Regions from separate parts of the Homo sapiens genome. Here all the other regions are linked to region 3. Evidence: chromatin loops called from intact Hi-C (ENCODE). Cell type or tissue: ascending aorta. All regions are shown on one strand. Each heading gives the region's core, and the rest is flanking DNA. Links, peaks and the distances in the headings are about the cores only. Region 1 holds the start of OAZ1 (ornithine decarboxylase antizyme 1). Region 2 overlaps GNG7 (G protein subunit gamma 7). Region 3 overlaps GNG7 (G protein subunit gamma 7).

The links. Hi-C counts contacts between places; a loop is a spot of excess contacts. Peaks named below come from ENCODE experiments on the same cell type or tissue, not always from the same donor. Only the 100,000 strongest peaks of a DNase experiment are listed, where the experiment ranks them.
Region 1: a loop joins it to region 3, with 4 times the contacts of the local background. A loop is called at or near these places in 4 of 110 quality-filtered maps.
Region 2: a loop joins it to region 3, with 4 times the contacts of the local background. A loop is called at or near these places in 10 of 110 quality-filtered maps.

What each region holds. Positions count from the first base shown.
Region 1 is chr19:2,265,588-2,275,759 of GRCh38, forward strand. It overlaps OAZ1 (ornithine decarboxylase antizyme 1), which reads left to right and starts at 3,899. Exons shown (of 5, transcript NM_004152.3): 1 at 3,899-4,157; 2 at 5,798-5,943; 3 at 6,195-6,367; 4 at 7,148-7,233; 5 at 7,385-7,901. The coding sequence starts at 4,012. The coding sequence ends at 7,521. It overlaps LOC105372240 (a long non-coding RNA gene), which reads right to left and starts at 3,666. Exons shown (of 2, transcript XR_936242.3): 1 at 3,515-3,666; 2 at 2,906-3,285. It overlaps PEAK3 (PEAK family member 3), which reads right to left. Exons shown (of 4, transcript NM_198532.3): 4 at 9,044-10,172. The coding sequence ends at 10,093. RefSeq lists enhancers at 933-1,102, 3,598-4,212, 6,950-7,009, 7,020-7,079, 8,520-8,659 and 1 more and silencers at 3,466-3,955, 4,921-4,980, 5,191-5,390, 5,401-5,740, 7,280-7,429 and 1 more. In ascending aorta, for the core only: no CTCF peak of the experiment used is centred there; DNase peaks (open chromatin) are centred at 3,824 and 4,671; H3K4me3 peaks cover 2,188 bases; H3K27ac peaks cover 1,697 bases.
Region 2 is chr19:2,575,609-2,585,780 of GRCh38, forward strand. All of the region lies in intron 2 of GNG7 (G protein subunit gamma 7), which reads right to left. Among named protein-coding and RNA genes, the nearest start is that of MIR7850, 50 kb to the right of the region's middle. RefSeq lists enhancers at 1-210, 1,360-1,504, 3,803-4,097, 3,916-3,965, a cis regulatory region at 1,426-1,439 and a silencer at 3,803-4,097. In ascending aorta, for the core only: CTCF peaks have their summits at 4,010 (motif pointing left) and 4,215; DNase peaks (open chromatin) are centred at 2,873, 3,403, 3,773, 3,833 and 1 weaker place; H3K4me3 peaks cover 1,591 bases; H3K27ac peaks cover 1,870 bases.
Region 3 is chr19:2,630,980-2,641,151 of GRCh38, forward strand. The region is part of intron 2 of GNG7 (G protein subunit gamma 7); the gene reads right to left. Among named protein-coding and RNA genes, the nearest start is that of MIR7850, 5.4 kb to the left of the region's middle. RefSeq lists an enhancer at 2,904-3,043. In ascending aorta, for the core only: a CTCF peak has its summit at 6,174 (motif pointing left); DNase peaks (open chromatin) are centred at 5,482 and 6,220; H3K4me3 peaks cover 397 bases; H3K27me3 peaks cover 649 bases.

The DNA of each region.
Region 1 (10,172 bases), core at 2,776-5,275, 370 kb before region 3:
AGCTGGAACTACAGGTGTGCACCACCATGTCCCTAATTTTTAAATTTGCTGCAGAGATGGGGTCTGGCTATGTAGCCCTGGCTGGTCTTGAACTCCTGAGCTCAAGCGATCCTCTTGCCTCTGCCTCCCAAAGTGCACACCGGGCCCACATACCCTCTTTTAAATCAGAGTCAGCCGGGTGCGGTGGCTCACGCCTGTAATCCCAGCACTTTGGAAGGGTGAGATGGGTGGATCACCTGAGTTCAGGAGTTCGAGACCAGCCTGACCAATATGGTGAAATCCCGTCTCTACTAAAAATACCAAAATTAACTGGGCCTGGTGGCGTGAGCCTGTAATTCCCAACTACTTGGGAGGCCGAGGCAGGAGAATCACTTGAACCTGGGAAGGGGAGGTTGCAGTGAGCCGCCGAGATCATGACCCTGAACTCCAGCCTGGTGACAAAGTGAGACTCTGTCTCAAAAACCAAACAGCCAGGTGCGGTGGCACACCTGTAATCCCAGCACTTTGGGAGGCACGTAGATCATGAAGTCAGGAGTTTGAGACCGTCCTGGCCAATATGGTGAAACCCTGTCTCCACTAAACACAAAAATTAGCCGGGAATGGTGGTGCACGCCTGTAGTCCCAGCTTCTCGGGAGGCTGAGGCAGGAGAATCGCTTGAACCCTGTAGGTGGAGGTTGCAGTGAGCCAAGGTTACGCCACTGCACTCCAGCCTGGGCTACAGGTGAGACTCTGTCTCAAAAAAAAAAAAAAAAAATCAGTCCATCAATCAATCAATCAGAGTCATACTCTCTGCGTCCTCTGCCAGCAGCCGTATCCCCTCAACCTTGATTTCAGAAGAAAACCCAGGCATGGGCCCTCTATCCTTGACCACCCCACATCCTCTGCTGTCCCTTTCAGACAGTTCAAGCCTCACCACCTCCAGAGAAAGATATGCCTCTTTCTCTCCCTGCTGTCCGGGAGGCCCCTCACCAGTCACAGACTCCCCAGCTCCCAGCAAAGCACCTCCCACCCTGGGGAGTTTCTGGGGAACCCGGCCAGGTGGGCCAGCAGGGCGCAGTTGCTGATCCTAGCGCTCATCCCACGTGGCCTGGCCAGTGTGGGGGTGGCCCTTCTAGAAGCCTCACAGCATTGGCAGGCGGCCATCAGAGGCAGGCAGGAGGAGGAAGTGAGAGCTGCTGCAGTCAGGATGGAGGGATGGGGCTCCCTGGTCGTGGCTGTTCTGGAAATCGCACCGGTGACCTGTTCATTTCGAGCAGGCTCTTGCCTCTGTTCCCAGAGGAGGTCCTCAACTTAGGGGCGTCATTCTGCCCCCAAGGGACATTGGATGATGTTTGGGACATTTCTGGTTGTCATGACTTGGAGTGCTCCTGGCATGGAGTGGGTGGAGGCCAGGGACGCTGCTCAGTACCCTGCAGTGCCCAGGACGCTGCAGTCCAGCCTGGCAACAGAGCGAGACTCCGTCTCAAAAAACAAAAAAACAAAAAAAAAAGCAATCCACACCCTGAGTGGGGAAGGAGAGAGGAGAAGCATCCCAGGAGCTGGGGCCCTCCTGGTTCATACCATTTGCCCAGGATGCCCCACCCCAGAGAACAATCCAAGCCCAATGTCCACGGGTCCGAGGGAGGAGACCCTGAGTTAATTATTTGAAACAGAGTCTGTTCTCTGCTCACACCAGACACCAGAATAAACTCCTTTTTTTTGAGATGGAGTCTCGCTCTGTAGCCCAGGCTGGAGTGTAGTGGTGCAATCTTGGCTCACTGCAACCTCCACCTCCCGGGTGCCAGTTCAAGCAATTCTCCTGCCTCAGCCCCCTGAGTAGCTGGGATTACAGGCACGCGCCACCATGCCCAGCTAATTTTTGTATTTTTAGTAGAGACGGGGTTTCACCATGTTGGCCAGACTGGTCTTGCACTCCTGACCTCGTGATCCACCCGCCTCGGCCTCCCAAAGTGCTGGGATTACAGGCGTGAGCCACCGTGCCCAGCCTCAGGATAAACTCCTAATGGGGCAAACGGTATAAACCAGGAGGCCCCCAGCTCCTGGGATGCTTCTCCTCTCTCCTTCCCCACTCAGGGTGTGGATTGCTTTTTTTTTGTTTTTTTTGTGACAGAGTCTCGCTCTGTCACCAGGCTGGAGTGCAGCGGCGCCATCTCAGCTCACTGCAACCTCTGCCTCAAGGTGTGGATTTCAACGTGCGCAGTCTCCTGGGACCTCAGCAGGGCAGAGGATCATGGGATGCAGAGTCTCTTGGGGGGGTCCGTGGAATCCCCTAACTCGGGAGTCTCACCCAGGGTGATTCTGCCCCCGCCAAGGGACACTGGGTGATGTCTGCGGATACTTGTGGTTGTCACAACTGGGGGTGCTCAAGGCATGGAGTGGGTGGAGGCCAGGGACGCTGCTCAGCGCCCTGCAGTGCCCAGGGCGGCCCCAAATGTCAACCGCAGGAGTTAATTTCTGCCTCAACACCTGAATAGCGAATGCTCGTAGCAGAGATGCAACAACAGCCTTCTGGTGCAGTACGAAATCTCGAAAGACAGGCAGGCGCGGTGGCTCACGCCTGTTAATCCCCAAACTTTGGGAGGTCGAGGCAGGCGGATCACCTGAGGTCAGGAGTTCCAGACCAGCCTTGCCAACATGGTGAAACCCCATCTCTACTAAAAATACAAAAATTAGCCGGGCGTGGTGGCGGGCACCTGTAATCCCAGCTCCTCAGGAGGCTGAAGCAGGAGAATCGCTTGAACCTGGGAGGCGGAGGTTGCAGCGAGCCGAGATTGCGCCACTGCACTCCAGCCTGGGTGACAGCCAGGCCCGGTCGCAAACAAAACAAAATTAAAACCATGAAAGGAATCAGGATTTGCCAGGAGTAGCATTTTTGCTTGGTAAGAACAAAATTTTGTTTATACATGAAATAAAAAATATTTTATTAAACCTCACTGCAAAGTGGCAACTTTTTGCTAAATTCATAATTTAGTCTACACACAAGCTATGTACCCGTATGTGACTGCCAAGAGTTATATCTTTGCTTATTAAAAGCAAAGTGCAGTTCATACCTGAGATTTTTTTTCTGGATTTAACCAGGAGGGGAAATATTTTTGCTAGGTAAGTCCACATTTTACCTCACAGGCGAAACAGTTTACCGAACTTGACCACCAAAGAAATCGTTTTTTCCTTGGGAGATCCACATTTTAGTTCATACATGAGATGTGTTTCTGAATTTTAACTGCCAGGAGTAGTGTTTTTCCTTAGGGTAAGTTTCAGTTTCCACAGGAAAAATCTGAATTTATCTGCAAGGAGTAAAATTTTTGCTTAAGTCCAAATTGTACACGAAATATTTTACTAAATTTGAATATCTTTAACATTGGAAGTTCTTTTTTTTTAAACACTGGAAGCATTTTAAGAACTGCAAGACCAAATTTAAAAAAATAAAACCAGTAATATCATCGATGATTACCAGGTGTTACTGGAAATAATTCTGGCGCGGTTGGACAACCCCCCAAGCACCCGGGGGCCTACCCAGGGGAGGGGTCCCGCTGCGTGAAGGGACCCTAGGGAGGGCGACGTGGACCACGACAGACAAACGGGCACTCGAAGACCCCCGAAAATCGGCCCCAGCGAGCCGCCCCCGCCCCCAAGGCACGATTGTGGGGGCGGGGACGGCTCGGGGCGCGCGCAGCGCGTACCCGGCGCCACGGCAGCCCCGCCCCCAGAAGGACGCGCGCAGGAGGGGGCGTGGCCCGAGGCTCACCAACCAATCTCCAGAGAGCCTCTTCCTTTCCCTTTCCCTTTCACCAATCAGGCGCTGGGAGGGGCGGGCGCGACTTTTTTTCCCGGCGGCCCCGCGGCTCTGCCCCTCGTGCGGTCGCGTTCCCGGCGGCGCGGGGGGCGTGGCCTGGGCGCAGCATCTATAAAGGCGGGCGGCGGCAGAGGCGCCATTTTGCGAACGGCGAGCAGCGGCGGCGGCGCGGAGAGACGCAGCGGAGGTTTTCCTGGTTTCGGACCCCAGCGGCCGGATGGTGAAATCCTCCCTGCAGCGGATCCTCAATAGCCACTGCTTCGCCAGAGAGAAGGAAGGGGATAAACCCAGCGCCACCATCCACGCCAGCCGCACCATGCCGCTCCTAAGCCTGCACAGCCGCGGCGGCAGCAGCAGTGAGAGGTAAGTGCCCCGCCCCCGTCCGAAGCTTCCAGAAGCGCCGGCCGCGCAGGCCTGCGGGGGGCCGTCCTCGGGGCGCCAGATAGGTCCCCGGCGCGCGAGATCCGCCCCTTTGTCAAGGCCAGAATCGCGCCGGGGACGAGGTAGGCGCAGGGCGGGCCTGGAGGTCCCCCCCGGCCTTAGCAGTGCTCTCGGGGGAGTCGGGTTTGGGGGGCAAGGGTGCGGAGTTGGATTTGGGGGGCACCGTCCGGGGCGCCTGATTTGCGGGAGGGGCATGGGTCGGAGGTCGGATTTGGGCGCAGGACGGGGAGTCGGGGGAGGCGTGTGTCTTTTGCGGGGTTCGCGGGATGGGACTCGGCTTCGGAGGAGGGGAGAGGCTTCTGGTCGAGGGTTGGATTTGCGGGGCGCAGACTGGGAATTCGGTTTGGAGGAAGGGTGTGCGGTCGGGTCGGATTTGGGAGGCGCAGGATGGGGCAATCTGGTTGGGGGCGGGGTCGGCCTTGGGGGGCTGGTCCGCGGACAGGCAGGGCCCGCGGGGCTGGTGAATCTGCACTTTTCGGTCCCGGCCGTCGAGCGTGCGCTGCGGGAGCGGGGAGCGCTTTGCGGTGGACGAGCTCCCGCGGGTCCCTGTTGCCTCGATGTGGCCCCTGCACGCGACGGACCTCGTGGGCCCCGTTTTTCGCCCCTGAGCGAGTCGGTCTGGATGGCCCGGGACGCGCCGGGCGAGGCCGCGCACGTAGACGGCACCCAGGGCTTCTCCGCGGGGGCCGCCGGGGAGCTGGGGGTGGCGCACTCCGACAGCCCGGCAGCGCCCTGGGAAGACCCCCGCCGCTTCCCGGGAAGACGCGTCCCGCTTCCGGGGGCGCGGGTGCCAGCTGCGGTTGTGGGGGAGCCCGCGGGGTCTCGGTCGAGCTTTCCCGACTGCGTCCCCCGAGGTGGGCGTCGCTCAGCCCCGGATCGGGAGGTTGGGCCGCGGTGCTGGCGGTGCCGCGGTTTGGGGGCCGTGCAAAATGGAGGCAACTTTGGGGCCTGTTTACCCTGCGCAGCAAATGGCTGCTGGCGCTGCCGGCTGCGCGATTGTGAAAATCTCCCCCGGGGCGCGAGGCCGCGTCTGCCTGGATGACGCAACCGGGAGGGCCCGGGCCTGGAGCGGGGGCGGGGGGGCGGGCGGCCGGGAGCCGGAGCGGGGCGCGTCCTCCATGAGGTCAGGCTAGGCCCGCCCGGTCTTCGCGGGGACAAGCAAGAGTCCCAGATTTTGGCCGTAGTGCAGGGTGGAAAGGGGAAGCCGCGACAGAACTGAAAAGGGGAAGCGCTGGCTGTCTTGGTGGCCGGGGGGTGAGGCTCTGCCCCGGCGGGGCTGCGTGAGGGGAAGGGGCCCCCCGCCCTGGGAAGGTTGGGCTGTCCTGGGCGGCGCCGCCCGAGGAGTCGGGGCTCAGTGACTGCTGCCCTTGTAGGTGCTTGGGGCAGGCGTTGGAGCTGCCTTCGGGAAGCCTCGGGGGTGTGGGACCGGGTGGGCCCCTGCCTGGGCGGGGCGGGGTCTTTTGGCCGAGGCAGGGGTGGGGATGTGCTGAAGGCCGCCCGGACGCCCTGGAGGGGTCTCCGCCCGGAGCCTGGCGCTGCCTCGTGACCTGCATCATCTTCAGTTCCAGGGTCTCCCTCCACTGCTGTAGTAACCCGGGTCCGGGGCCTCGGTGGTGCTCCTGATGCCCCTCACCCACCCCTGAAGATCCCAGGTGGGCGAGGGAATAGTCAGAGGGATCACAATCTTTCAGCTAACTTATTCTACTCCGTGAGTATGGGGCCGGGCCTGCTGGGGCTGCTCTGGGGCCACAGGTACTTTCTTGTGCACCTTGCTGCCCGTACCTGTGATTGAATGTAATCGTGGGAACCCTGAGTTTCATCAGAGCCGGCGCACAGTCTCCTGCAGCCCAGGCGTTGCCTGAGCTCAACACGGCCTAGGCCCAAGCTTTAGCGCTGCCGGGTTCTTGGAGTCCTGTGGGGTGAGTCAGGGTTCTGAATTGGGCTGCACCCCCTGGACAGGATGATCGGCTGAATGTAACAGAGGAACTAACGTCCAACGACAAGACGAGGATTCTCAACGTCCAGTCCAGGCTCACAGACGCCAAACGCATTAACTGGCGAACAGTGCTGAGTGGCGGCAGCCTCTACATCGAGATCCCGGGCGGCGCGCTGCCCGAGGGGAGCAAGGACAGGTGAGGGGCAAGGACAGGCAGGGAGTGCTCACCCAGGGGAGCAGGGACCAGGTGAGGGGCAAGGACAGGCGGGGAGTGCTCACCCAGGGGAGCAGGGACCAGGTGCGGGTTGCTGCCCAAGGGGTGCAGGGACAGATGAGGGAGGGCACTGCCTTCAGGCAGCACATATGGGGGCCACCATCGCTTTGTTGGTGGGGACAGGGTCCCCCCTTTTTTTTTTTTTTGAGATGGAGTCTTGCTTTTGTTGCCCAGGCTGGAGTGCAGTGGCATGATCTTGGCTCACTGCAACCTCTGCCTTCCGGGTTCAAGCGATTCTCCTGCCTCAGCCTCCCGAGTAGCTGGGCTTACAGGCGCCCGCCACCGATGCCCAGCTAATTTTTGTGTTTTTAGTAGAGACGAGGTTTCGCTATGTTGGCCAGGCTGGTCTTGAACTCCTGACCTCGTGATCCGCCCACCTCGGCCTCCCAAAGTGCTGGGATTACAGGCGTGAGCTACCGCTCCCGGCCTGGGGTCCCTTTTTAAAAAGTGCACTCCAAATTCGTACCCTGGGATTCTACCCTCCAAGGGATGCCAGGCAGTGTCAGAGCTTTTCTGTCATGGGGCATGCACGTGGGTGGGTGCAGCGGTGCTGCTCAACACTGTGGTGTCAGGACGGCCCCACCCAGAGGACGATCTGGGCCCCAGGGGGACCCTGGAGTAGAGCGGGCCTCAGGGTAGCTGCTAAGGCCCAGGAGGTAGGCAGGTGGGTCGGGCCAGCCGAGACGCTGACACTCGCTGCAGCTTTGCAGTTCTCCTGGAGTTCGCTGAGGAGCAGCTGCGAGCCGACCATGTCTTCATTTGCTTCCACAAGAACCGCGAGGACAGAGGTAGGTGACCCGTATCGCCTGCAGTAGGGTGCGTGGGGGTGCCTGCGCCGCCCCTTCATTCTCAGCCCGCAGGCACGGTCTCCCTGCGGGGGTGGGGGGTGCGGGCGGGGGGTTCTGGTCGGCAGGGGTTCTGACGGCTTCTCCCCCGCAGCCGCCTTGCTCCGAACCTTCAGCTTTTTGGGCTTTGAGATTGTGAGACCGGGGCATCCCCTTGTCCCCAAGAGACCCGACGCTTGCTTCATGGCCTACACGTTCGAGAGAGAGTCTTCGGGAGAGGAGGAGGAGTAGGGCCGCCTCGGGGCTGGGCATCCGGCCCCTGGGGCCACCCCTTGTCAGCCGGGTGGGTAGGAACCGTAGACTCGCTCATCTCGCCTGGGTTTGTCCGCATGTTGTAATCGTGCAAATAAACGCTCACTCCGAATTAGCGGTGTATTTCTTGAAGTTTAATATTGTGTTTGTGATACTGAAGTATTTGCTTTAATTCTAAATAAAAATTTATATTTTACTTTTTTATTGCTGGTTTAAGATGATTCAGATTATCCTTGTACTTTGAGGAGAAGTTTCTTATTTGGAGTCTTTTGGAAACAGTCTTAGTCTTTTAACTTGGAAAGATGAGGTATTAATCCCCTCCATTGCTCTCCAAAAGCCAATAAAGTGATTACACCCGATGCACCTGGCTCTGTGGTGGTGACGCTGGGGACTGGTGGGAGGAGTGCCTGGGACCACAGAGGGCCCTGGGTGGAGGGGTCGCGGGGGATTTGGCACCCAGGCAGCTGCGGGACCCCTCCCACGGAGGAGACCCCCTGGGCTGGGAGGCCGGGCCCTCAGCTTGGCGCCAGCCTTGCCACTGCTCGCTTGAAGCCCCTTCCTGCCTCGCGTCCCCTTCCGCCCCAGCCTGGGCCTGCGCATGGGGATGTCTGTGCTCCCAACTCAACTTTTGAGTTCGCCGTGTTACTGGCCGCCCCTAGGGACCTGCAGCGCCGTTCGGGGCAGCAGCACTTCCGGCGGGGTCGTGGCCTGGAGCGCTTCCGGGTCTGCAACCCCGCCGTCTGCCCGGCCGCAGCGCCACCTGCCGGCCGCATCCGGGAGCGCCACCCGGAAAATCAGGGCCAGGCCTGGCCGGGAAACCGGCTGGAAAGAGGAGGAAAGGAGGAACTCGAAAAGATTGTAGACTTGGCGAGCGGGCCGGGGGGATATTCAGCCGTCTGAGCGGTGGTGGGGTCGGCCGGGAGGACAAACCTGGACACAGATACCCCCAGCTCATTTGGGCAGCGCAAATGCAGAGAAGGGGCATTAGAGCTGAGGCCATGCAGGATGAATAGGAGTATGAAGCAGAGTAGAGGGGGCTGTTTTCTGGTGTAAAAAACAACTTGGGCAAAGGCGTGGAGGCTGGAAAGTAACCTCCAGGGATGAACGACATGGGGTTGGAGACTCTGAGGAGACTTTGGAAGAGCCCTGTATGTATTCTGAGGCACTGGGGAGCCATGGGAGGTGTTTGAGCTGGAGAGGGACCTCATATCTGGGGTTGGAAAGATCCTCCCAGGACTGCCATGGGGAATGGAATGGAGGGGCAACTCTGAGTCTCCAGGAAGGAAGCCACAGGCAAGGGCAGTGCAGTGTGTCAGAGGCATAAAGGAAGACTCCATCCCCCTCCAGTGAGTCTCCTCTGTGCCTGTTTATTACATCATCCTGTGGTATTAAGTGAGCACCTACTGTGTGCCAAGCCTGGCCTTTGCCCCCAGGGAACTCACAGCCTTGTGGACAGTAACAGAGGAATAAATGCTCCTGAGAGTGGGCGGAGAACGCAGGGTAAGGAGCTAGCGATGGCCCAGAGTGGGCACCTTTATTTGTTTAGAGAAAGTGAAACTGTAGCCGGGCGCGGTGGCTCACGCCTGTAATCCCAGCACTTTGGGAGGCCGAGGCGGACGGATCACGAGGTCAGGAGATGGAGACCATCCTGGCTAACACGGAGAAACCCCGTCTCTACTAAAAATACAAAAAATTAGCCGGGCGTGGTGGCGGGCGCCTGTAGTCCCAGCTACTCGGGAGGCTGAGGCAGGAGAATGGCGTGAACCCGGGAGGCGGAGCTTGCAGTAAGCCGAGATCGTCTCAAAAAAAAAAAAAAAAAAAAAAGAAAAAGAAAGTGGAACTGGAACAGTATGGCAGAGGGAACAGCCTACACAAATGCTTGGGGGCGCGAAAGAAGTTGGTGTGTCACGGAGGAACAGGGAGGGAGGCAGGGTGGGCGCAGAGGGATTGAGGGGAGGTGGCAGGGAACCGCGGGGACTGTTTTAGGGAAGGTGAGTCCAGACCCCGCTGAGATGAGCTGGGTGTCTAAGGTCCCAGGGAGCCTTCCCTTCCCGTGACACCACCAAGCAATTCTCCACCAGGGACAGGGGCATTCACATGCCCAAAATCACTGGCCATCTTCAGCACAAGGGGGTGCTCCAGAGCCAGGAATGCCTCTGGTCCCGGCATTGGCCTCTCATGGAGACAATGACAGAACCCACGCGGAAGAGCGCCCTGGCTGCTGGGGAAGGCAGAACACAGAGAGACATTGATCAGCGGGGTTGTCCACACCTGGAAGTGGCGTGGGGGCCCTGGCTTCAGAGAGCTGCTGCCCAACACAGGAGGCGCTGGCCAGCCCCCAGCCCTGGAGGGGCAGCTGCATTCCTGGGAAGCCCTTGACCCACATCCCCAGCACGGGAGGGGAGGCTCTGGAGTGGGGCATTGCTCTCTCTGCTGCGCTCCTGGACTCTGCAGGAAGAGGGTGTCTTGGCTATCATGGAGACGCTGACCTCAGCCCCAGCCCTGCCTCCTGGGCAGGCCTGGACCAGGTGTGTTCGCCCTGGGTTGGGGTCAGTCCCACAGCAGCGCCAGGGCCTGGCCCATCGAGGACTCGGTGGCCTCGGCCAGGTATTCGCAACACAGCCAGTCCT
Region 2 (10,172 bases), core at 2,769-5,268, 57 kb before region 3:
AGGCACACACAGACATGCAGGCACACACAGGCACACGCAGACACGCAGGCACACGCAGGCACATGCAGACACGCAGGCACACGCAGACACACGCAGACAGGCAGGCACACGCAGACACGCAGGCACACGCACACGCAGGCACACGCAGACACGCAGGCACACGCAGGCACATGCAGACACGCAGGCACACACAGACATGCAGACACACGCAGGCACACGCAGACAGGCAGGCACACGCAGACACGCAGGCACACGCAGACACAGGCACACGCAGGCACACGCAGACACGCAGGCACACGCAGGCATACACAGACACACAGGCACATACAGACACACAAAGGCAGACACATGCAGACACAGGCACATGCAGGCAGACACACACATGCTCACACTCAGGTACACGCAGACATGCAGACACACACACAGACACACACAGACACATGCTCACACTCAGGTACACGCAGACATGCAGACACACACACAGACACACACAGAACCAGACACACAGATGCATGCAGACACACACAGACACATGCGGCACGGGCACGTGCTCCCAGAGCAGGAGTTGTGAGGCTGGCAGGCTCCAAGACTGAGTTTCCCAACCCACCGCAGTGGGGCGGCCTCGGATGACGTGCAGGCGTGCAGCCCGGACGGCCCCAGGGGACTGCAGCAAAAACAAACATGCCGGGTTGATTCCAGCAGAACCCTTCGACCCAGGCCTGCACACGGTGTGCTGGGAATCCGCCCTGGGTGGGGCTGACCCACTCCCTCCTAGAGTTCACCGTGGTCCCTGGATGCTTGCTGACCCCAGGGAGGACAGGGCGGGCCGCGGCAGGCGGGGGACGGGCACTGCAGCAGCTGGTGGCCACCCTCACACGTCTGGGAAACCAGGAACCCTTGGGAACTAAACTTGGTCTTTTTTATTTTATTATGTATTTATTTATTTATTTATTTAAGAAACAGGGGTCTTGCTTCACTGCCCAGGCTGAGTGCAGGGGTGCAATCACAGCTCAATGCAGCCTCCACCTCCTGGGCTCAAGCGATCCTCCCACCTCAGCCTCCTGAGTAGCTGGGACTACAGGTGCGTACCAGCCCATCTGGGTAATTTTTAAAACTTTTTTTTACAGATGGGGTCTCCCTGGGTTGCCCAGGCTGGTCTCAAACTCCTGAACGCAAGCGATCCTGCTGCCTCAGCCTCCTGAGTAGCTAAGATTACAGGAGTGCAGCATCACCCTGGCTAATTTTTAAAATTTGTTCTAAAGACAGGGTCTCGCTATGTGGCCCAGGCTGGTCTCAAACTCCTGGGCTCAAGTGATCCTCCCACCTCAGCCTCCCAAAGTGCCGGGATTACAGGCGTGGGCCTCTGTGCCCGGCCTGAATTTGCTCTTAAGTCATTCACGCTACGTGAGTCACCAGGGCTGTCCCGTGTGCAAAGTTCCAGTAAGTCTTTGTATTCCTGTTGGCAGGGTCAGGACAAGGTCCACCTCGCAAGCTGGGGCTGTGGGGCAGTGAGCTCAGTCTCTGTGTTGCGTAACCAATTGCCATCCATGTGGCGCCTTCCAACACACATCCACTTAGTACGTCACGGTTTGTGGGGTCAGGAGTCCGGGAACAGCCAAGCCAGGGCCTCTGTTCAGGGTACCCCCAGGGCTGCAGTCTGGGTGTTGGTTGGGGCTGCGTCTCATCCAAGGCTCGCCCGGGGAAGGCTCTTCATCCAGCATTCCCTCAGGCTGTTGGCACCATTTGCCTCCCTGTGGTTGTAGGACCGGGGTCCCTGTTTCCTTGCTGGCTGTTGCCTGGGGGACACTCCCAGCTCCTATGGGCCACCCTTGGGTCCTAGCTATCAGACCCTCCTCGGGCCTTCTCGCAATGCACCGCTCACTTCTTCACACCAGGAACCAGCAGGGGAGTGTCTTCCCACAACTCTGCTAAGCTAGAGTCTTCTGGGTGGGCGTGGTGGCTCACGCCTGTAATCCTAGCACTTTGGGAGGCTGAGGCAGGAAAATTGCTTTAAGCCAGGAGGCGGAGGTTGCAGTGAGCCGAGATCACGCCACTGCACTCCAGCCTGGGTGACAGAGCAAGATTCCATCTCAAAAAAAAAAAAAAAAAAAAAATCAGCGTAATATTTTACATATTATATATGCATGTAAGCATTTGCTACATATTTATATTGAGAAATAAATCTAAAAAGAAAATGTAGAACATCCCTATATAAAATGTTATGGTGTTATTTTCCTTTTTTTTTTTTTTTGAGATGAAGTCTTGCTGTCACCCAGGCTGGAATGCAATGGCGCAATCACAGCTCACTGCAGCCTCAACCTCCCAGGCTCCAGATCCTCCCACCTCAGCCCCTCGAGTAGCTGGGACCACAGGTGTGCACCACCACGCCCGGCTAATTCTTTTATTTTTTTGTAGAGACGGAGGTCTCGTTGTTGCCCAGGCTGGTCTTGAACTCTTGGGCTCAAGTGATCCTCCCACCTTGGCCTCCCAAAGTGCTGAGATTACAGGCGTGAGCCACCGCGCCCGGCTACGTGCTTGTCTTATTCAGCATTATGACATCATAGAGGGTGCTGATTCTTAGGGGCTTTGAGGGTCTCTGAGGGCTTTGAGGCTCAGAGATCTGCTGAGACACAGGTAGCGTAGGCAGAGCTGGGACAAATCCCCCGTTAGAGCCGGGGGCCCTCGGAGAACCCAATACGGGACCCAGAGGACCGAGGGCAGCCTAGTGCCAACTCCTGACTCGCCCTGTTCTCTACTATGTTAGGAAGCTATTTGCAGTTTTGTATTTGATAGAATCTCTTCCTGAATGCTTGCTCCGATCCTTTGTGGAATGAGGCAGAATATAAATAAATCAACAGAAAACGGTGCTCCAGCCACAAGCAAGAGACTGCCCGTCCTGCAGGGCCTAAGGAATTCACGAGCAACGCCCGCCCAGGGGCTGGGCTCAATGGCTGGCAGCCACAGGTTTCATCGCTAACCAGGCCGGAGAAGCTGGGCAGAAAAGCACCTGTTTGCAGCTTTTCAGCAGGACCTCTCCCCCTCAGCCCTGTGGACATTGGGGCTGGATCCTTCTCTCTGGGGTGGGGCCGTCCTGGGCACTGCAGGGTGCTGAGCAGCGTCTCTGGTCTCCACCCACTCCCTGCCAGGAAGCCCCCCAACACCCCGAGACCAAGAATCATCAGCTTCCAAATGTTAACATGCACAAGTAGGGAAACCGATGCTAAAGGATTTTAAGGTCACAGAGCTGGGAAGGGGTGGATCGGGGCCTCAAACCCCTGGCTCCCGGCCCCCCAGGGGCCGAGCTGTGGGGATGTGGATCCCAGACTGACCCCGGCATGGAAAACCACCAGCGTGGCCCGGCGCCAGACCTGCTTGTCTGTCGCTTGTCTGCGAGAGGCCAGGAAATGGCTGGGAGAGGGAGAGACGGTTAAACGAAAAAACATCCCAAGAATGCACATGGCTCGTCTCCGGCCCTGGCAGCCCGCCCCGCCGGTGCCTGCAGCAGAGGGTCCCGTGATTTGGGGCTCCGCCTCAGCATCTGCGGGATGGGTGCCCCCGGCCGGGCAGGTCCAGACGCCAAGGTCTGCACAGGGGTCACCCGGACACACCTGACTCGGACCATGTGGCTAAGTTTGTTTTGAAATTTCACTGCCCCAGCGTAACCCAGAGTCCAGGCCACGCCCAGCACGGCTGGCTCCCGTCCGGGTCTCTGTGTCCTGCAGCTCAGGGTGGCCAGGGCGGGCGGGCAGGAGGGCAGGCACCTGGCACCCACCCAGACCTGCGCCCTGGCCATCAGGCTGCCCCGGGAAGCCGGGCGACCGGGAAGATAGCAGAGTCAACAGGGCGGGTGCAGGAAAGGGCGCTCCCCATGCGAGCCTCTGAAGCCCTCGGCACACAGCCCTGGAGGCTGGGAATCCTTGAGCGTTTTCCTCTGAGGTCTCCAAGTGTTTATGGTAACAAGAGGAGGGAGGAGGGCGAGGGGACGGCCGCCGCTGGGCAGCAGCTCCGCCTGCTGGTCACCTTCCTCGGGGACATGCAAGGACAAGCTGCCGACGGAAGGGGCTTTGGCAGAAATGCGGGGAGCAGGGGACGCACCCCCACGGACAGGGGCTTTTCTGGTTGCCAAACGTGCAGACGACGGGCCTGACATCCCCATTTCCCAGGAACTCTGTGGATGGGTGTCCTGGGGCTGCCGTAAGAAAGTGCCACAAATGGGGGACTGGGAGGGGGTCTTAAAACCACAGACATGGATCCTCTCCCAGTTCTGGAGGCCAGAAGTCCAAAATCATGGGGTCTGCAAGCCTGTGCTCCCTCCAGAGGTTCCAGGGGAGAACGCTTTCTGCCTCCTCCAGTTCTGGGGGCGCAGGTGTCTCTCAGCTTGTGTCCTCCTCGGACACCTGGCCAGAATCCACTAGGACTTTAAAAAAAACCATTGCACCCCCCCAGTGCCATCCCAGAGGACCCACTCAATAAACACTGGAGCAACTCCCAGGGCAGGGGAATGCAGGTGTGCCCAGGGGTCAGGGCCCATACACGCAGCTGAGTGAGCCCTGCCAACCCTACCAGTCCCAGTCCTGGCCCCCGACATTGGTCCCGGCCTGGCCTGCTCACCCCTTCATGCCTCTCTGTCTAAGGGGCAGGGATAGGACGCAGCCCTGCTGCTCTCTGTCTGGTTCTATTTTTTTTTTTTTTTTTTTTTTGAGGCTGAGTCTCACTCTGTTGCCCAGGCTGGAGTGCAGTGGTGTGATCTCGGCTCACTGCAACCTCCGCCTCCTGGTTTCAAGAGATTCTCCTGCCTTGGCCTCCCAAGTAGCTGGGACTACAGGTGCACTCCACCATGTCCGGCTAATTTTTGTATTTTTAGTAGAGACGAGGTTTTGCCATGTTAGCCAGGCTGGTCTCGAACTCCTGACCTCAGGGGATCCACCTGCCTTGACCTCCCAAAGTGCTGGGATTGCAGGCATGAACCACCGTGCCCAGCTCTGTGCCTGGTTCTGTTTTATTTTATTTTAGAGACAAGGTCTTGCTGTTACCCAGGCTGGAGTGCAGTGGTGCAATCACAGCTCACTGCAGCCTCAAACTCTTGGCCTCAAGGGATCGTCCCCACTCAGCCTCCCAAGTAGCTGGGACTACAGGTGCCACCAAGCCCAGTTAATTTTTACATTTTTTTTTTTGAGACAGAGTCTTAGTCTGTCTCCCAGGCTGGAGTGCAGTGGTGCAATCACGGCTCACTGCAACCTCCCCCTCCCAGGTTCAAGCGATTCTCCTGCCTCAGCCTCCCGAGTAGCTGGGATTACAGGTGTGCACCACCACGCCCGGCTAATTTTTGTATTTTTAGTAGAGACAGGGTTTCACCATGTTGGCCAGGATGGTCTTGAACTCCCGATCCTAGATGCTCCACCCGCCTCAGCCTCCCAGAGTGTTGGGATTACAGGCGTGGGCCACTGCGCCCGGCCTCTGCCTGGTTGTTGAGGCAGAGACTGGTGTCTTCTTCCCTCGTCTTCCCCTCATATCAGGCCTCAAGAAAGACTTCCATGAACGCTGTGGGAAAATGCACTATGATGTCCCTCACTAGAAGTGCCTTCGCCGCAGGCCCAGCCTGAAAGTGATTAATCTCTGCTTCCTCCTCTCCCCTCCCCCAACAGAGTTTGTCTAAAAGTGCCCAGAGGCCTGGGTGACAGACTGATGGGGGGGGCCGCGGGGGTGGAGGGGTGATGGGGGTGGGGGGGTGGGGGGCGGAGGGTGTCTCTCGGGTGGCCTGGAGCACCAGCAGTCAATTCCTTCACTTGCAAATTGCCCAGGAGGGGTCAGCAGAGATACTGAGTTCCCAAACCACAGGGGGGTGAGAACAGGTCTGAGGCTGTGGGGTGGGATGTGGGGGCCCCCTCCCTGGTCCCTGGTGTTGTTTACCAAACACAGCAGCAAAGCTGTGTCTGCAGCCAGGACGCCTGCAGCCAAGCTCCTGGCTGCACTCCCAATGCCCACTTCTGCACGTGTTTTCACCCCACCCTGCAGGGATGGGACACCTCCCCTTCTTGAGGGTGAGGACACTGTGACATGTTCCTCAACAAGATGCCTGGCCAGGCCCCATTCACTCTGCATCACCCAACAGGTGTTGAAACAACGCATGAACCGTGTTATGGTCTAAGGTGTAGGCTCTACTCAAGATAGGCACAACTTTGTGGAATAAAATATCAAGGTTTCACAAGGTGACAAGTGGCCAGTTGCTCAATTTGTGTTAGAGAAACAGAGAATGTCTGGGAGGGGACAGGGAGGTGAGAACATTTTGTGGAGGGTTTGGCATGCAGCCTGTGCCCTATAACCCTCACTTTAAGCCAGGGTGCCAGCATCATCCTATGTCACCTACCACCCATCTCTTGAAGTCATCACCAAAGTGAAAAAGCAAAATGGAAATACTTTGCCAAAGGGACGAGAGACAAAAAGTTGAGGTCCTTAATATATAAAGATCTCCAAAAAATCAATAAAAGTGAACAAACCAGCTTAATAAATGTGGGATCCTGGATCAGATCATGGAACACAAAAGCACGTGGAAATGGAAAAAAGGATGAAATTTGAATCAGCCCTATACTTAATATTGCAGCAAGGTTGATTTTTTTAGTGGTGATAAATGTTCTGTAGTTATGGAAGATATCAGCCAATGGGAAGCTGGATGAAAGGTGTAAGGGAACACTCTGTACTATTTTTGCACCTCTTCTATAATTCACATATTATCTCAAAATGTAAAAAATAAAATTGTTAAAAGTGAACATAATCCACAAAAAGCATTATAAATGTTCATTATGAAAACTTTCAAGCTCTCCAGTAATAAAAAAGATTATAGATCATACAATGAGCTGTTACTTTTAGCCTTTAAATGACAATTTTTTTTTTTGAGACAGGGTCTTGCTCTGTTGCCCAGGCTGGAGTGTAGTGGTACAATTGTGCCTCACTGCAGCTTGGACTTCCTGGGCTCAAGAGATCCACCTAGCTCCACCTTCCAAGTAGCTGGGACTACAGGTGCATGCCACCATGGCTGGCTAATTGTTAATTTTTTTTTTTTTTTTTTTTTTTTTTTTTTGAGACAGAGTCTCGCTCTGTCACCCAGGCTGGAGTGCAGTAACTTGATCTTGGCTCACTGCAACCTCCACCTACCACGTTCAAGCGATTCTCCTGCCTCAGCTTCCCGAGTAGCTAGGACTGCAGGTGCAAGCCACCATGCCCAGCTATTTTTTGTATTTTTAGTAGAGATGGGGTTTCACCATGTTGGCCAGGATGGTCTCGATCTCTTGACCTCAGGTGATCTGCCCACCTCAGCCTCCCAAAGTGCTGGGATTATAGGCGTGAGCCACTGTGCCCAGCCAAATTGTTAAATATTTTTGTAGAGATGGGGTCTTGCTATGTTGCCCAGGTTGGTCTCAAACTCTTGGGCTTAAGCAATCCTCCTGCCTCAGCCTCCCAAAGTAATGAGATTACAGGCATGAGCCACTACACCTGGTCTAACTGGCAAGTATTTTTTTTTTAAATAGATAATATCCAGGGATGGTCAAGTTGTGATAAATCATGGACTAGCAGACAGTGGGTGGAGGACATTGGAATAACTGTTCTTGAAAGCAAATCTCCCTCTGGAAAACTGTCCTAAGGATATTTTTCTTTAAACCTTTGTGTGTTTTCTGAAAAAATTTTTTAGCAACAAGCCAGTGTTACTTTTGTAAACATAAAGTTGTACTATTTTGATGATTAAAAATGGACCTCTCACCCCCTTTGTAGACTGTGGAACCCGGGCTGGCTCAGCACAGTCTTGCAGCCGTCTTCATGGGGTGAGGTTGGGGAGGACCAAGAGCTCTCACCTTCGACTGCCCCACCCTCCAGCTTTGCCCGCCCCAGCCCAAGCTGTGTGGCAAGACCCCTTGTTGGTGCAGGTGCTGGGGGCTGGTGGCTGCTGGCATTCCCACCTTCTAGAGTGACTTTCACACTTCCTGATGAGTTTCCCATTCCGCTCAGCAGGCCCATAAATAGGATTGTGCAGAGGTGCATATGCAAGCACTTTACCTGAAGAATTATTATGGATAAAAGTAAAGAAATAATAAACAACTTAGATGCCTCCCTTGAGCCCAAGAGTCCCAGGCTACAGTGAGCCCTGATGGTGGCACTGCACTCCTATTTAATTTAGGAGATTAGTTCAGTAATCTGTGGTACAACCAAAAGATAAAACACTTAACATTCACTAAAAAGGATGTCGCAAATCCATATTTGATAATGTGGAAAGATTCCCATAATATATTGCTAAATTAAAAAAAACAGATTAAAGAACAGTATCAATAGTGTGATTCTATGATTATTCAGAAAAGTCCATACATGTGTGGGTGTGGTGCATATTTTTTAACAGTACATGTTTGGAAGAACTAAAAGTCACCAGGATGGGTTGGAGAAGAGGTTGGCTCCAGGACTGAGGCAGAAAAAAATATTATATTTCTGGAGCATCTTTTTGGGCCAGAAAGTAAGGAAACTCAAAGAATTATGGCAACGTATCAGAAGGACACAGAGCCAGCTTGGCTGGGTGCCAGTGGTTCATGCCTATAATCCTACCACTTCGGGAGGCTGAGGTGGGAGGATGGTTTAAGGTCAGGAGCTCAAGACCAGCCAGGGCAACATAGGGAGACCCTATCTCCGCAAAGAATTAAAAAAAAAAAAAAAAAGCGATGGCACGTGACTGTAGTTCCAGCTACTTGGGAGACTGAGGTGGGAGGATTGCTAGAGCCCAGAAGTTTGAGGCTGCAGTGAGCTGTGATTGCATCACTGTACTCCAGCCTAGGTGACAGGCAAGACCTTGTCTCAAAAAATAAAAAAATTAGCCAGGCATGGTGATGTGTCCCAGCTACTTGGGAGGCTGAGGAGGGAGGATCACTTGAGCCCAAGAGGTCAAGGCTGCAGTGAGGCATGATTGCAACACTGCACTCCAGCCTGGGCGACAGGGCAGACCCTGCCTTAAAAAGAGAGAGAGAGGGAAGGAAGGAGGAAGGAAGGAAGGAAGGAGGGAGGGAGGGAGGGAAGGAAGGAAAGAAGGAAGGAAGGAGGGAGGGAGGGATAGAGGGAGGGAGGGAAGTAAGGAAGGAAGGAAAGAAGGAAGGAAGGAGGGAGGGACGGATGGAGGGAGGGAGGGATGGAGGGAGGGAGGGAAAGAAGGAAGGAAAGAAGGAAGGAGGGAGGGAGGGACGGAGGGAGGGAGGGAAGGAAGGAAAGAAGGAAGGAAGGAGGGAGGGAGGGAGGGAGGGATAGAGGGAGGGAGGGAGGGAAGGAAGGAAGGAAAGAAGGAAGGAAGGAAGGAGGGAGGGAGGGAGGGAAGGAAGGAAAGAAGGAAGGAGGGAGGGAGGGATGGAGGGAGGGAGGGAAGGAAGGAAGGAAAGAAGGAAGGAGGGAGGGAGGGACGGAGGGAGGGAGGGAAGGAAGGAAGGAAGGAGGGAGGGAGGGATGGAGGGAGGGAAGAAAAGAAGGAAGGAAGGAAGGAAAGAAGGTAGGAATGAAGGAAGGAAGGGCCTTGTTCTTAGAAAATATCCACCAAGATCTTTAGGGTTAATGGGGCATGATGTCTCCAACTTAATTTCAAATGACTGGAAATAAATTAATATGCATACATGCACAATTACATACATATAATTCTGTGTATACATAACTGCATAATAATATATCTAGCATATATGCCATATAAGTAACTATCTTTCTGCGTATATATAGATATATACATACATATCCACCTGCAATTTATACATAAATACATAGACACACATAAATGTGTATACACACACACGGTGAACGATGGAGTGAGAGAATAATAAAAGAAAAAATAGGGCAAGGCAAGTGTAAACAGTTGGCATATTTGAGTATAAAGAGTATACGAAGTGCCTGCGGCTATTCTTGCAACTTCTCCGTAAGTTCAAAAGTATATTGAAAACAGCCAGTTAGAAACAGGCAGCCTGGAAGAGATTTTAACAGTCTTCATCTCCAGATTGGGATTACCAGGGGAACTTTTCCTTTTAAAAACAAAATGGAGACATCATTCATATACCATAAAATTCACCCTCATAAAGTGTAAAATTCAGTAATTTTTTTTTTGAGACAGAGGCTTGCCCTGTTTCCCAGGCTGGAGTGCAGTGGCGCGATCTCGGCTCACTGTA
Region 3 (10,172 bases), core at 4,824-7,323:
CAAGCAACTCAGCAGTTTCCTCCTGAGTATGTCTGAGTATATCATCAAAAAGGTCTAATGACTATGACATTATCTGATTGTCTCAACAGCACTGTGTGGGGCTGAGGAGGCATAGCAGGCATGAAGACCAGAGGAAGAATGGTGCATTTAGTATTAGACAGCTTGACATGCATTAACCCCTTGAGAGGCAGGCACTGCCTATTCTCCCCCCTTTCACAGACGAGGGCATTGAGGTTCAGAAAAGCACAGAGATGGCCCAGGGTCACAGAGCCAGTAGGTGGCAGAGTTGGGAGCCCAAGCCCTAAACTGCTGGTTATGTCACCTCATGAAGCCACTTAACCTCGCTAGGTCTCAGCATCCTTATCTGTCCAGTGACGATCATTCTTTCCTCACGAGTGGTTATGAGATGAAATCAGATAACTCAAGGCCTCTAGGCTGAGGGTCAGCAAACCTTTTCTGCAAAAGGCCACTGAGCTCTGTCCTTGTAGTATGAAAGCAGTCACTGATGACAGGTAAATGAATGTCTGTGGCCGTGTGCCAATAAAACTTTATTCATAAAAACAGGAAGTGGAACAGAGAACTTGGCCCAGGGACCTGCAGTATGTCTGTGGCTGTGTGCCAATAAAACTTTATTTATACAAACAGGGAGTGGAGGGGGGAACTTGGCCCAGGGAGCTGCAGTTTGTCTGTGGCTGTGTGCCAATAAAACTTCATTTATAAAAACAGGAAGTGGAGGGCCAGACTGGGCCTGGGGTGGGGGCACAGCATGTCTGTGGCTGTATGCCAATAAAACTTTATTTATAAAAACAGGAACTAGATGGGGGACTTGGCCTGGGGGCCACAGTTTTCGACCCCGGCTTTAGCAGTTTTTTCCTTCTTTTGCTAACTTCTAAAATGAAGCCGACTGACCCTAGAAGTGCCATTTCTGAAAGAGGAAGAGAGAAAAGGGGTGAAAGGACGTTGAACCAGCCAAGGCAGACTACAGCATTTTCAGGGCGTCTCCCCAAGATCTCCAATAAGGACAACTAGCATCGACTAGGCTAATCCCGTGACGGCCTGTTCTGCGGGGACATCATCACCCTGGTGCTGCCCTCTCCCCCATTCTCTAGAGAAAGGAGCCCCAAAAGAACAGATAAACTCTGCCTCCTAGAAAGGTAAGACTCCTGGCCTGGCGCTGTGTGGGATCATGCCTGTAATCCCAGCACTTTGGGAGGCAGAGGCAGGTGGATCACTTGAGGTCAGGAGTTCGAGACCAGCCTGACCAACATGGTGAAACCCGTCTCTACTAAAAATACAAAAATTAGCCAGGCGTGGTGTCAGGCACCTGTAATCCCAGCTACTTGGGAGGCTGAGGCAGGAGAATTGCTTGAACCCGGGAGGTGGAGGTTGCAGTGAGCCGAGATTATGCTATTGCATTCTAGCCTGGGAGACAAGAGTGAAACTCCATCTCAAAAAAAAAAAAAACAAAAAAACCCAACCTGCTATAAACAAAACTCACACACACACACACACACACACACACACACACACACGCACACAGAAAACAGACTGGGAATTGTAAAAACAGCTGACGAACAGAGACTTTCTACTCTACAGGGAAGTCTCTCACCGTCAGCACTGTGGACATCGGGACTGGATCCATCTCTGGGGTGAGGCTGCCCTGGCACTGCAGGGTGCTGAGCAGAGTCCCTGGCCTCCACCCACTCCCTGCCAGGAGCACCCCTTAGTTACACTGAGCTATGATCGCACCACTGCACTCGCACCTGGGCAACAGAGTGAGACTCTGACTCTAAAATAATAATAATAACAAGAATATAAGAATAATAATTCAGATCCATGTCCGATAAAAATAATAAATAAGTAAAGCTGAGGCTCTAACATGAAGTCATTACGAGGCTCATCCAGCCACAGTGGGCTCTGCACTGGGGCACCCGCCTGGGCCTCTGCCTGGCCCATGTCTGCTCAGGAGCCCTCAGCCCCTTGAACCCTGCTGGTGGGACAGGGGGCCCCTCTACCAGGCCCCTAACTTCTCAACAGACCCCACCTTGGGCCTCCCCAGGCTGCACCTTAACCATCTATGACACGCATCCCCAGGCGGCACCGGGAGTGTCTGCGCAGAGATCCGAGGGTGTTAGCCTGGCAGGGGCCCTGCAGGTGGGTGCTGGTTCACTAAAACGATGAAGCGGATGGGAGGAAAATTAGCATCCAACGGGCCTCATCATTGCTGTCCTGGGCAATGGACTCTGACCCCTGCTGTAGAGGGTCAGAGAGGGTCAAGGTCAAGCCACAGATTGGCAGAGCCATCCTCTCTGGCCTCCACTCGGCTCCCCCATGTCCCCTGCCCCCAGCATCTCATCATATGCGACTGTCACCGCCGTGTGTATTTTGAGTCAAAGGCGGCCAAGGCTCGATGAATCTGCCGATGACCAAGTTGGTGCCTCATCCCTCGTTCTGTGGGAGGCTGACTGTTCAAGCGGTTGCTTAGCAACAGGCGCGCGCGCGCGCGCGCACACACACACACACACACACACACACACACACACACGAGAGGTGGCTGTGGTCTGCACACTGGGCTGGGGTACTCAGATCCCCGGGCTCGGTGGTCGTGGATGTGAGCCTCTCTGGGTATGGAGCCTCAATCAGTAGAGTCAGGTGGTCGCAATAACAGCTCTGAAACGGGGATTCATTGAGAGGACATCGGTGGGCTTGAAAACGGGTGTCTGTTTACCGGGGCTTGAGTGGGAGCTGTAGTAATTCTGTCCAGAAGAGGACAGAAGCCTGCTCTCAACTCACCCGGGAGGCAGGTTCTTCTGCACCGGGCCTTCTCCCCCCGGCACTGTGGGCATTTGGGGCTGAATCATTCTTGGTTGTGGGGCTGCCCCGGGCACTGCAGGGTGCTGAGTGGCACCCCTGACCTCCACCCCATGGCATCCACCAATCGAGGCAGCCACAAATGTCTCCTGGGTGCAAAATTGCCCCGAGTTGAGACCCCCTGGGATAGGGGATTCCACGGACCCCCAAGAGACTCCGCGTCCCATGATCCTCTGCCCTGCTGAGGTCCCCGGAGGCTGCACACATTGAAATCCACACCCTGAGTGAGGAGGGAGAGAGGAGGTGAGTCCCAGGAGCTGGGGGTCCTCCTGGTTTACACCGTCTGCCCCACTGGGCGTTTATGGTGCCTATCATGAGCAGGAAAATAACTCGAATTTTTTTCCCCAAAATAATGAACCCAGAGTTTCTCCCCCTCAGCACTGTGGACATTTGAGGCCCGATTGTTCTCTGGGGTGGGGCCGTCCTGGGCACTGCGGGGTGCTGAGCAGTATCCCTGGCCTCCACCCACTCCATGCCAGGAGCTCCCCCAAGTCGCGAAAACCACAGATGTCCCAGAAATTGCTCAGTGTCCCCGGGGTTGGGGGTGGGGGGCGGCATCACCCAGATGACCCCTGCTATAGAGGGTCAAGGTCATGTCCAAGCTCTCCTACCGCCGGGAAGCACTGCCTTGTCCTGGGCTACAGATGTGGAGGCTGCTGGGTACAGGGAGAGGTTTCTGAGTCCTGGAGACTGTGGCAGAGCCCCTGATTTCGGCACAGCGCCCCGTAATTACTTGCGGGCTGCACACACGTTTTCTCTCGGGGAGGGTGGTAGCAATGAGCTGTGACCTTCCGGGAGCAGAGCGTTTTCAGGCTCTGGCTGTATATCTTGGCAATTCTTTCAGGGGAACAACTTGTCCGCGAAAAGAACTGATAATAACGTGAATTTCAACACGACCAGGACATGCTGAAATCTGGTGACCGACCAGGGGGAAATAAACCCGCTCTGACTGGCCGCGGGGACTGGAGTTTGCTTACCACACAAGAGCCCTTCTCAGGATAAGAGGCTCCAGTAAAGCTCTCAGCAGAAATGTTACCAAAAAAAAAAAACCCTCGCCGGGAGAACAAGGAGCTACCAGAAAAACACACTCGGTGATCTGGAGGTCGCAAAGTTCTTCCGCACTCAGTGAGGCAAGAAGCAAAAAGGCTGAAGAAATGCTTATCCTGGAAGAGGGGTTCTCACCCGGGTTCTGTGGACATCGGAGCCGGATTGTTCTCTGGGGTGGGGTCGTCCTGGGCACTGCAGGCTGCTGAGCAGCGTCCCGGGCCTCCACCCACTCCATGCCAGGGGCACCCCCCAGTCGTGTAACCACAAATATCCCCAGACATTGCCCCAGATGAGTGAGGACAGAGGTGCAGGTGGGTGCAGGTGGGCACAGGTGGGTGCAGGTGCCCCGTGAACCCATCTCCATCTGCACCCTCTGCATCTCCAACCCCACCCCCAGCCCCAGTGTCTCCTAAGGGGTAGAAAGTCTTCAGTGCTGAATGTGAGAGACCCTGCCTTAATTTGAGGGAAAAAAAAGTAATCAAGTCTGTCCCCTGCTCACATCAGACACCACGACAAACTCCCAATGGAGCAGACGGTGTAAGACAGGGGGACCCCAGCTCCTGGGATTTGCCTCTTCTCTCCCTCCTCACTCGGAGTGTGGATTTCAGTGTGTGCAGCCTCCTGGAACCTCAGAGGTCCATATGATCATGGGACACACCTGAGACCCAGGAGGTCTCAACTTGGGGTGATTTTTTTTTTTTTTGAGACGGAGTCTCGCTGTATTGCCCAGGCTGTAGTGCAATGGTGCAATCTCGGCTCACTGCAACCTCTGCCTCCCAGGTTCAATTGATTCTCCTGCCTCAGCCTACGGAGTAGCTGGGATTGCAGGCGCCCGCCACCACACCCAGCTAATTTTTGTATTTTTAGTACAGAGGAGTTTTCACCATGTTGGCCAGGATGGTCTCGAACTCCTGACCTCAAGTGATCCGCCCACCTCAGCCTCCCAAAGTGCTGGGATTACAGGTGTGAGCCACCGTGCCTGGCCAACTTGGGGTGATTCTGTCCCCTAAGGGACACTGAGTGATATTTGGGGACATTTGTGGTTGTCACAACTGGCGGGTGCACCTGGCATGGAGTGGGTGGAGGCCCGGGACGCTGCTCAGCAGCCTGCAGTGCCCAGGACAGCCCCACCCCAGAGAAAAATGTGGCCCCAATGTCTACAGGAGCCAGGGGGAGAGAGACCCTGTGTTATTTGGAAAAAAACAGAGTCTGCTCTCTGCTCACACCGGACACCAGAATAAACTCCCAAAGGGGCAGACAGCATAAATCAGGGTAACTCCAGCTCCTGGGATTCACCTCCTCTCTCCCTCCCACTCAGGGGGTGGATGGAATTCTCCTCTGGCCAAACTGAACCAGCTCTCTACTGCCTTCACTCAGGGGCGCACGAGTCTCTAACTCACAGGCGAGGATCCAGGCCCTCTGCCCGCCAGGACAATGACCCCTCTCTGAGCTGGGGAGTGGCAGCCCCAGGTCCACAGCCAGTTCTCACCCTGAGGAGCATGACATCTGGGAGGGGGGATGACAGGCACCCCAGGGCCTGATGGTGGGGACAAGCCAGGGTCTGATTCCCATGGCAGGATGACCTGCACTCTCCCAGGGCCACCCAGCCCTCCAGGGATGCTTTATGCCTTCCATTCTCTGGTCCGAGCTCTGCTCTGGAGACACCTCTGTGCCCGAGTGTGAGGTGCATTCCCTGACTGCCTTAAGGCCACTCCTGGGGAGCAGAGCCAGTGCCTCCCGCCTCCTGCCACGCACAACACCCAGGGACCGCCTCTGGTTTTGGGCAGAGAGGCTCTGAGTGTGCCCACAGGGGCCCCTAGGGCAGGGGCCAACCATCTGGGTTTGCCTGGGACTTAGGGCTGTCAGTGTTGAACCAGGAAGGTATCAAGCAAACTGCAGTGGGGGTAGTGACAGAGCTTAAAGAGGGGCTCGGGGGTGACTGAAGACATCTGGGATACAGTCAGTATGCACTGCCTGCACCTCCATCCCCACCTGCACCCACCTGAACCCAACTACGCACACCTGCGCCCATCTGCACCTCCGTCCCCACTTGTGCCCACCTGCGCCCACCTGCACTTCCGTCCCCACCTGCACCTCTGTCCCCACCTGCACCTCCAACTCCACTTGTCCTCACCTGCACCCACCTGCACACCCACTGCACCCCCGTCCCTACCTGCACCCCCCGCATCTCCAGCCCCCTGCCGGCTCCAGGCCCGGGGCCAGGAAACTCCGTGGGCCTCCTCTGCCCCCTCGTGGCCGCCAGCGGTAACAGCAGCCCTCTGCAAATCGAGCTTCAGAGGCCCCAGGAACAGGCTCCCCCCGCCCCCGAGCCCGGCCCGTCTTTGCTGTTGTCGTTGTTGTTTTGCCCTGGGGCCTGCAGAAGGATAGGAGCAGGGGATCACGGTGCTGGTTTTGTCATCAGGACAGGCAGCCACGGCCCTCACTTGGCGGCGCACCTGCTCTCCTGGAGAGGCTGCCACCCAGAGGTCAGAGACCCCCGCAGGCGCCTGCACCCCTCACAGCCTCGCTCTCCTCCCCGTCCGTCCTTGTAGGGAGGTGAGTTTCCAAGCTTCCCACCCTGTGCCCGCAGGAGCCAAAGCCGCACTCGCCCAGCCCAGCGCCCAGCAAACAGGAGGTGCTCAATGAATGACTAGCAACATTATTAAAAGATCAGGAAAAGCCCGCATCCCACGCCACCCTTTGTAACAGAGAACCCCTTCAAGGTCAGCCGGCACCACACCTGCTCACCACTAATTCCGTCCCCTCTACTGGGGCCTCCCCTTGCGTGTGTGGACATCAGAGCCTGATGATTCTCTGGGGTGGGGCCGTCCTGGGCACCATAGGGTGCTGAGCAGCGTCCCTGGCCTCCATCCACTCCATGCCAGGAGCATCCCTCCATCATGACAATTACAGATGTCCCCTGGAGGCAGAATCACCCCTGGTTGAGACCCCCCGGGTTAGGGGATTCCACGGACCCCCAAGAGACTCCGCGTCCCATGATCCTCTGCCATGCTGAGGTCCCAGGAGGCTGCACACATTGAAATCCACACCCTGAGTTGGGAGGGAGAGAGGAGATGAATCCCAGGAGCTGGGGGTCCCCCTGATTTACACCATCTGCCCCATCGGGAGTTTATTCTGGTGTCCAGTGTGAGCAGGGACTGAAGTCAGTTTTGAAATAATGAATGGGCCGGGTGCGGTGGCTCACGCCTGTCACCCCAGCACTTTGGGAGGCCGAGGCAGGTGGATCACGAGGTCAGGAGTTCAAGACCAGCCTGGCTAACATGGTGAAACCCTGTCTCTACTAAATATACAAAAGTTAGCCGGGCGTGGTGGCATGCACCTGTAATCCCAGCTACTCGGGAGGCCGAGGCAGAGAATTACTTGAGCCTGGGAGGCAGAGGTTGCAGTGAGCTGAGATCATGCCACTGCACTCCAGCCTGGGTGACAGAGCGAGACTCTGTCAGAAAGAGAAAAGAAAAGAAAAGGGGAAGAGAAGGGGATGGGAAGGGAAAGGGGGAGGGGAAGGGGAAGGAGGGGAAGGGGAGGGGGAGGGGAGGGGGAGGGAAAGGGGAGGGGAAGGGGAGGGGAAGGGGAGGGGAGGGGAATGGAAGGGGAGGGGAGGGGAAGGGAAGAGGGAGGGGAGGAGAAGGGAAGGGGGAGGGGAGGGGAAGGGAAGGGAGAAAGAAAGAGTCTCTCCCTCCTGGGCACTGTAGACATTGGGGCTGGATGATTCTCTTGGATGGGGCCATGTTGAGCAGTGTCCCTGACCTCCAACCACTCATGCCAGGAGCACCCCCCAGTCGTGACAACCAGAGACATCCCTAGACATCTCCCAGCATCCCCTGGGGAGGGGAGGGGAGGGGAGGGTTGGGTCAGAATCACCCCTGCTTCCTCCGTGAGCCCCACTAGCATAGTTAAATTTCAAGTAGTTCAGAATTTAAGTGTAAAACATGCAATCGGAACAAAATACAGGTGATTTTTTTATAATCTTAAAATTTGGAAGAGATCCATAAAAAAAACAAAGGAGATGCTCATGTATAACAAACATTTAAAATCCTGGCCAGGTGCGGTGGCTCACACCTGTATCCCAGCATTTTGGGAGGCTGAGGCAGAAGGATCACTTGAGGTCAGGGGTTCGACACCAGCCTGGCCAACATGGTGAAACCCCATCTCTACTAAAAATACAAAAATTAGCTGGGCATGGTGGCGAACACCTGCAATCCCAGCTTGGGAGGCTGAGGCGGGAGAATCGCTTGAACCCGGAAGGAGGAGGTGGCAGTGAACCAAGATCGCGCCACTGCACTCCAGCCTGGACAACAGAGTGAGACTCTGTCAAAAAAAAAAAAAATTCCTCTTTGGCAAAACCCACCGTAAGCAAAGTCAAAAGACACGCTCAGGAAAATATTTGCAGAGTTCAAACAAACGTTTATAAACTGTTCAAACAAATCAATGCGCCTGAGACGCCGGAACAGAAAGGTCAGCAAAGACCCCAGCCTGGCAGCCCACAGAAGGATGCCCAGAGAACGGTCGGATTCACCGGCCACCAAGGACACCCAAACAAAACAAAGATGAGCGCCCCTACTTGCCAGCTTGGCAAAGATTTCACAGCTGCGGCTGGGAGGGTGGGGAACGAGCGCTCCAGGAAGGAATGGGGTGTTTCTGGAGGTTTTTGTGGCTGGATGTCAAATGTAGATGGCAGGCACAGAGCTCAGCAGCACATCCACTCGCAGGAATTTAACTTAAACCTCAACCATCCAAGGGGAGGGATTCAGGAAGGAAGGAGAGAGGGAGGGAGGCAGGGAGTGGGGGAGGAGGGGGGGAAGGGAGGGAAGGGAGAGAAGGAGGGAGGGAGGGGGAGGAAGGAGGGGGGAAGGGGGAAGAAGGGAGGGAAGGAGAGGGTAAGGGAGGGAAGGAGAGGGTAAGGGAGGGAGGGAGGGAAGGAGGGAGGGAAGGAAGGAAGGGGAGGGAGAAAGGAAGGAAGGAGGGAGGGAGAGAGGGAAGGAGGGAGGGAGAAAGGAAGGAGGGAGTGAAGGAAGAAAGGAAGGAGGGAGAGAGGAAGGAGGGAAGGAAGGAGGGGGGAGGGAGGGAAGGAAGAAAGAAGAGAGGGAGGGAAGGAGGGAGGGGGAGGGAGGAAGGGAGGGAAGGAAGAAAGGAAGGAAGGAGGGAGGGAGAGAGGGAAGGAGGGAGGGAGGAAGGAAGGAGGGAGGGAAGGAGGGAGGGAGGGGAGGAGGGAGGGAGGAGGGAGGGAAGGAAGCGGCAGAGGGAGGGAGATAGAGATAGGAAGGAAGGAGAGAGAAGGGGGAGAGGGAGGAAGGCGAGAGAAAGAGAGAGGGAGAAGGAAAGAAAGAGAGAGGAAGGAAGGAGAGAGAGAGGAAGAGAGAAAGAAAGACATCAAGAAAAAGAGAGACATTCCAAAAGCCCAGCTAGGGGGACCAGTTAAACACATTATAAAATCATTTTTAAAGTGATAAGTCACCACCCCCTATCACACAGAGTGCCTTAACGAGCGTCAAGAATGAGGGTGGATGTCGAGGTTTCTCGACAAGGAAAGATGCCCAGTGATGGGAATGAGGAATGAGAGAATAGAACCCTCCTTGTGTGAAATCTACAGGTGAATGTAATTCACGAAAATCCCAGCACAGGCTTGGCAAGATGCTGAGGCCCATCGGTGCTGGGCTGGGGAACTTAGGGGCTTGGCCTTCTTTGTACTTTTCTTCATTTTACCTTTTTAGCTGTTGCTTTTTTTGGAGACAGGGTCTTGCCCTGTTGCCCAGGCTGGAGTGCAGTGGTGTGATCTCGGCTCACTGCACCACTCGATCTCCTAGGCTCAAGTGATCCTCCTGCCTCAGCCTCCAGTGTAGCTGGGACCACAGGTACACACTGTAACACCCAGCTAATTGTTTAATTTTTTTGTAGAGATGGGGTCTTGCTATGTTGCCCAGGCTAGTCTCACACTCCTGGGCTCAAGCCATCCTCCCGCCTTGGCCTCCCAAAGTGCTGCGATGACAGGCGTGAGCCACCACACCCAGGCTCTCACCAAGTTCTGACGTCAATCAGGGATCAAAGGGCTTCAGGCCAAACTGCCATCCCTAAAATGACCTGCTTGAGAAACTTAAGTCTATGAAATGAAGGGGAGGCACTCCAGAAACTGGCAGATGGTCCCCAGAGGTGGTACAAGAAGAAGGGACTCGGGTCCCGCAGCTGACCCTCAGTGGCTCTTAGCCTCGAGAACTCAGCCCTGCGATGGCCAGAGT